Regions from separate parts of the Homo sapiens genome. Here region 2 is linked to region 1. The links are chromatin contacts, found by Hi-C or POLR2A ChIA-PET in ENCODE. All regions are on one chromosome and are shown on one strand. Each heading gives the region's core, a stretch centred on a gene start or an enhancer-like site at or near the end of the contact. The rest is flanking DNA. Distances are from core to core; before and after follow the strand shown.

Region 1 (2,703 bases), core at 123-2,622:
ATTGCTTCAGCTGCCCCCACCCCTCCTTTTAAAAATAACACCTTACACAATATCCCTTCCTTGAGGACATCAAATAAATAACTTTTGTTCAAGAGCATATCTGATGAGGTGGCTAACTTGGAAATTTGTTCCTAGGCAGACCTTGTGACCTCTGTTTCAATACATAGTGAGTGGCCTTTGCTCCCATTTTATGCTACAGATTCACTCTGGAGATAGAATTGGTTGCACCTCTCCAGGCAGTGAGTTTGGAGAGCCCTTGGTGGTTAGGATGCCATTTGTGCTGGTGGCACAGAAATACAAGCAGTAAGCCCAGAGTTGCTTACTCTCCACTGGAGGTTTCTCAGAGGCTGGGGGGGACCCGAGACTCCTCTGCTTCAACTCCGCTCTACTATATGCCACTGGAAGTGTAGCTGAGGCTGAAGGGTATCAATGTTGGTATTTATCAGGTTGGACTCCCCCAAGTGCCCTATTTTCATACCTCCAAGGAGCAAGTGATTCAACAGAACTGTTTTCTTGGCCTCAAATGAGTCTAAGAAGGGGAAATCACTTAATACCAGCCGTCTGTGAGGGACCGATCACAAAGCTGTGTCTTTCTAATCCTCCTTGTAAATCAAAGGGAGGGGAATCCCCAGAGCCCAGGAGTACACATGAATAGAAAGCACCACAGGTAATAAAAACACCTAAAAAGGTCAGCAGAAACTCGGGGAGCTGCTGGAAATTCACCTCCTCTGCCTTTCTATGGGACTCAGTGGGCAGTGATCAGGTAGCAGGCAAGGATACCCAACTACACACCAAAGCAACTTGGCCACAGGACACGTACAGTGCAGCAGAAGGCTGGTAGGATAGTTTCTTCCACATCCATGTGAACCTCAGAGTCATCTGACCATTGGCCTTGTTCTCTTCCAGGTTCTAGCTGGCCAGAGACTTTTTTGGCCTCATACTAACTGCAAAATTGCACACAGTTGGCGAATACACCACTGGAAGCCACTGTGGCTGCATTGTCACAGTTCACCAATTGTGCATGTTATTTCCTGCAGTGGGCCCAAGATCACTGACAGGATGCCGTCGGGGTTGGGCTGAAGGTGGAAACAGCACACTAGCTTGCTGTTTGTGGCCTCTTTACAACTGCCGGCCCCATCTGAGATCCGGAACCAACACGTGCTAACCTCAGCCCATTGGGGCCAGTGGGGCAGCCAGCAGTGGAACCATAGCTCTCCACACCTATGTCTATGGCACGGTAGCTGCCGGCCCACAGTTTCCACTGCATCCCCTTGCATGTGCACCCCAAGAGAAGTAGGCCAAAGAGAAAGCTGCCTTAGGGAGCCACATGGTTATCTTGTGTGTTTACTTTTGCCAAATGGCAGACACAATTCTACTTCAATGCATTTTTCTGAACTCAGTGGTCAAAAGTAGCACGGAAGCACTACTTGCGTCAGCCCCCTCTGTGATTGAGCGAGTGTGTGCTTGTGCAAAGCTGAGGAGATTTTTTTTCACCTCCTCCTTCTGCATTCCCTCAGACTGAGCCACTCTCTTCTTTAGGGGCTCCCCTACTAGGCAGAGTGTTTCTCTAGCTTTGCCTGTGGATTTCACAGTGAAATCTACAGAAGACAGTTTTCCTCAGGGCTGATAATAAGAGGTATGAACTTATTAAGATTGGAAGCATTCTCACCATAAACACAAATTATTTCAAGTTGCTCCTTCATCCCCTTTTCCTTGGCCACTGCCATTGGTTCTGTGTAGGATGGATTTCTTAAGGTTGAAGATAAGCAATGCAAAGGTGGAATTTTGAGTACAGCACTCATCCTAATGTGGGTGAAATATATGAAACATTTATTCTAAGCAGACTGCTACATTAACAGTTGTTATACATTCATTCTCTGCATATCTTTTGTGGACTCAACACTTTTAGGTACAGAGAGGTTAGGAGAATTTCCCAGAATTGCACAGCAGGTTAGTGACAGTGCCAGAAATAAAAGTCTGCCTGACTCCCACACCCATGTTTTCTTCAAGCCAAATTGAAGTTTGGCCTCTTCTCCACAAATATTTCACAAGAAAAATTCCCCACAGCCTTTCAGAATTTCCCAGAAAACAATTGTTGTGCAGTCCTTCAAGATGGAAATGGCAGGCTGGAATATTGAAACCTTATCAGCTTTTATTCTAGAACTGACAGTTGATATTTTCTGAGCTGAAGCTAAGATAAAAGTTTATTTTTGTGTTTTTTTTTTTTAATCGTGGAATGATTTTTGATTTTCCAGAGCATGGCAAAACTAAGCCAGCAAATACTAAAACCACATTTGTTTTTGTGACGCTCAAACTCCGTAACAAATATTGGGTATCTCTATACAAAGCTGGATGTGGACAGGAAGGGTTTGGGATGGGGAGAGGCATGCGTCTGGGAGCGTGGCCTTTCTGGACCTACCCTGTTCTCACTCTCTTCCTTCTGCCTCTTGCCCTCATTGCTTTCCTTATTCTCTTTCTTCCTCTTGTCTCCTTCTCACCTCCAGCTCCTACCACAGCAGACAGGTTGGGGCAGACACCGTCATGGTTGGGGAGCAGGAGGACAGCATGGGGAAAACCACTCCAGGCCTTTCTCTCAAACCTTAGTGATGAAAGGACTCAATGGACCTGAACAATTTCTCACAGGAAAGTTCCGGTCTCTGTCTCCTTAAAAGCAAGGCATTCAGTAACCCTTAACAGAGCCAG
Region 2 (2,700 bases), core at 118-2,617, 1.1 Mb after region 1:
CAATACAGCATCATGGGTGGTTGGAAAGAAGGGAACTTCCCTTCTGGACCAAGAACAGCCCCTAAGTCATTAGGGTTCAACCTCACCCTTATTCCCCTCCCCGCTACAGGAGCCCCTAAGTCATTAGGGCTCAACCTCACCCTTATTCCCCTCCCTACTACAGGAGGGATTTTCTTGAAGGGTCAGCTATTGCACTGTGCTGGGAGGCTGGCTGTGGCTCCTGTTTGTGAAGAGAACTCCCAGTTCCTTTTCACAGCCGCTGAGAACACATCCACACATCTACCCCACGGCCTTGTCTTGGAACTGCTCCTGCTATCCCCACACCCTGCTTCCTCACCCCACTGGCTCTTGGGCAAATGACTGTTGGTACCAGGACCCTGGGGGTCTCCCCTACAAAGCAGACCAGCCTGGGGCAGATATACCTACCACAGGAGCCCCCTGTCTTTCATAGGCCAAGGATCCACATACCCATAGAGTTCATGGATTCTAGAGGGTCTAGGAATCTCTTGAAATTGTCCCTAAAATACTGCATGTGTGTGCATACATGCATTTTCCTGGGGAAAAAGTCCATGGCTTCTAAAAGAGGTCCCTGATCCCCAAAGGGCCTGAACCTCTGCTCTGGATTGAAGCCACTGTCTGCCCAAGCTGCCACCCCCTAATCTTCCTCCCTGGCGTGCTCAAACTGCCATCGCCTGCTCCCTCCACACGGCCCTTGGGGTCAGCAGCCAAGTGTCTGTGGTCCGCAGCACCTGCTCTGGAGGGCTCTCCAGCAGTTTCGCCTCCTGACTCTCACCAGCGTCCTCTCGGCAGCACTCCCGTGCCCAAGTGCACCCCTCTGGACTTGCCAGCGCAGGCCCCTTCGCTCCCAGGGCCATGCTTTGCCTGTCCTCTGTCGTGATGTTTCTTCCGCAGCCAGGTGCAGCCTCAGATCCCCTGTTCATCTGGGAAGCCTCCTGCCACAGCTTAGGACAGAACTGGGCCCAGGGCAAAGGCCTCTCCCCAGAGGATGGACTAGAAGGCCTGGGCCACACTCGGGCATGGACCTTTGGGGCTGGGGAGCCGGGGCTGCGCCTGTTGAATGTAAGAGGACTGCTGACCAGAGGGCCTTCAAGAGGGTCTCTCTGTCCTTTGCTGTGGTCAGATCAGGCTCTGCACTTATCAGCCGGTCCTTTGTGGCAACGCAGCCCTGTTCTGTTTTTGCTTTTCCTCTTCTTGACCAAAGCATGTGCCACTAGCTGTCCTTGAGGACCTCGTCTTTATGAAACACACACCTGGAATAAAACCACTTCTTACATGTCCACATGCACCAGCGCCTTCCTTTCTGCCTCCAGGCCTAGCCCTTCAGCACACCCTCCCCCGCCTCGTGGGGAAAGTCCGGGCCTCCTTTCTGTAAAAGTGAAACTGAACATGCTCAAGTCTAGCCCTGTCCTGCACCTGGTAGCTTGCTCGTCGGCCTCCATGCCCTGTGGTGCCCCAGGAACTCCTGACTGCTCTGGTGGGGGCCAACAGGTGGCCCTACTGCAAGGGCAGGCCTTGGACCAAAACCAGGAATCAGCACAGGTCAGGTGGAGCCCAGGCTCCTGTGGCCTCATTATGGGATTCTACTTGGGGCTTAGAAATGGAAAGCAAATTGCTTCTCCAAATAGGTATTGCCCTGCCGCCGTGCTTGCCTTTAGCCAGCCCTCTCTCCTTCCCTGTGAGCCAGGCCTGTCCCCTCGGAGCTGCCCTCCCCTGCTCTACCACACAAGAAGGCAGTGGTACAAATTCAGGCAGGACATACTTCCTGGGTAAAAACAGCAAAATAATTCTGAAAAGAGTCTTACCAGACCAGCTTTGCTTGATTGGGTAGCAGATGCTCTGCCTAATGTTCCCATGGAAACCAATGGAAAACCCCCACCATGTCTGTGATCAGAAGCTGAACCTACCCAGGTAAAAATAAACGCTGCTTCAACATACATATGAACTGCAGCTGGCAGGCCAGCACACCACTAGCCTCTCCTGGACGCAACCATTTCTGCCCTCAGCCCCACTTTGCCGTGGGGCTGCTGATCTGGAGTTACCCAGAACTTCTGACCCCTGGGCCTGAGGAGCCTGGAGCAAAGCCCTAGCTGGCTGCAGAGAATACACCTTGGCTACAATGTCCAGCTTGGTCTGGGCTTAGGAGCAAGTCACTGTAAAAGACCTTGGCTGCAGCCTCCATTCCCCCATCCACCCCTCCGTCCTCTCAGGGAGCACAGCCCACCACCCACCGCCTACTCAGGGCTCCCTCCTGGCGCGCTGAGCCCCATTTCCACTCTCCATCTATTTTCACCCTCAGCCTTGGAGGGCTCTGGTGCTTGCTTCTCCTGAGTCAGGCTCTCTCCTCTTGCTTGCTCTCCTCCAAACCTACCTCTCCCAAAGCCCATTTTCTGTGCCACCCAGTTTTTTCCCTAGGAGATAAGGCTGTCAGCCTTTAGCCAGGCCCTGGAGGAATCAGCAAAAGCCCCAGGCTGGGTATTAACAGTTACGTCACTGGCAGGAGAGTCCCCCGAAAGCCTATGGGCAGGGCAGCAGAAGGGACTTCTGCACCAGGGCCAGACTCCCATTTGTACAGCAGGGAGCTGTTCCTGAGGATCCCTGGGCCTCTGTGACTTGGCTTCAGTTTTTACAAGGGCTGTTCCCCCTGGCCCCTCAGGAAGGCTGTCTCCATCTGCAGTTGGG

What was found. Hi-C counts contacts between places; a loop is a spot of excess contacts on that map. ChIA-PET counts read pairs that join two places held with the same protein, here RNA polymerase II (POLR2A). Pooled maps may share reads with other maps.
Region 2: a loop to region 1 is called in a pooled map, with 3 times the contacts of the local background. The contact joins two enhancer-like sites. A Hi-C loop is called at or near these places in 1 of 50 pooled maps. POLR2A ChIA-PET finds 5 or more read pairs at or near these places in 2 of 52 experiments (A673 and activated B cell).

The regions. Positions count from the first base shown.
Region 1 is chr14:68,282,544-68,285,246 of GRCh38, forward strand. The region is part of intron 7 of RAD51B (RAD51 paralog B); the gene reads left to right. Among named protein-coding and RNA genes, the nearest start is that of RAD51B-AS1, 400 kb to the right of the region's middle. RefSeq lists enhancers at 822-891, 2,628-2,677. Within about 2 kb of position 1,373, at least 18 of the 41 ENCODE cell types and tissues checked have a DNase peak (open chromatin) inside an H3K27ac peak, as active enhancers do.
Region 2 is chr14:69,353,169-69,355,868 of GRCh38, forward strand. GALNT16 (polypeptide N-acetylgalactosaminyltransferase 16) reads left to right here. Exons shown (of 15, transcript NM_001168368.2): 15 at 1-1,298. Among named protein-coding and RNA genes, the nearest start is that of ERH, 44 kb to the right of the region's middle. RefSeq lists enhancers at 1,046-1,145, 1,176-1,675. Within about 2 kb of position 1,368, at least 8 of the 41 ENCODE cell types and tissues checked have a DNase peak (open chromatin) inside an H3K27ac peak, as active enhancers do.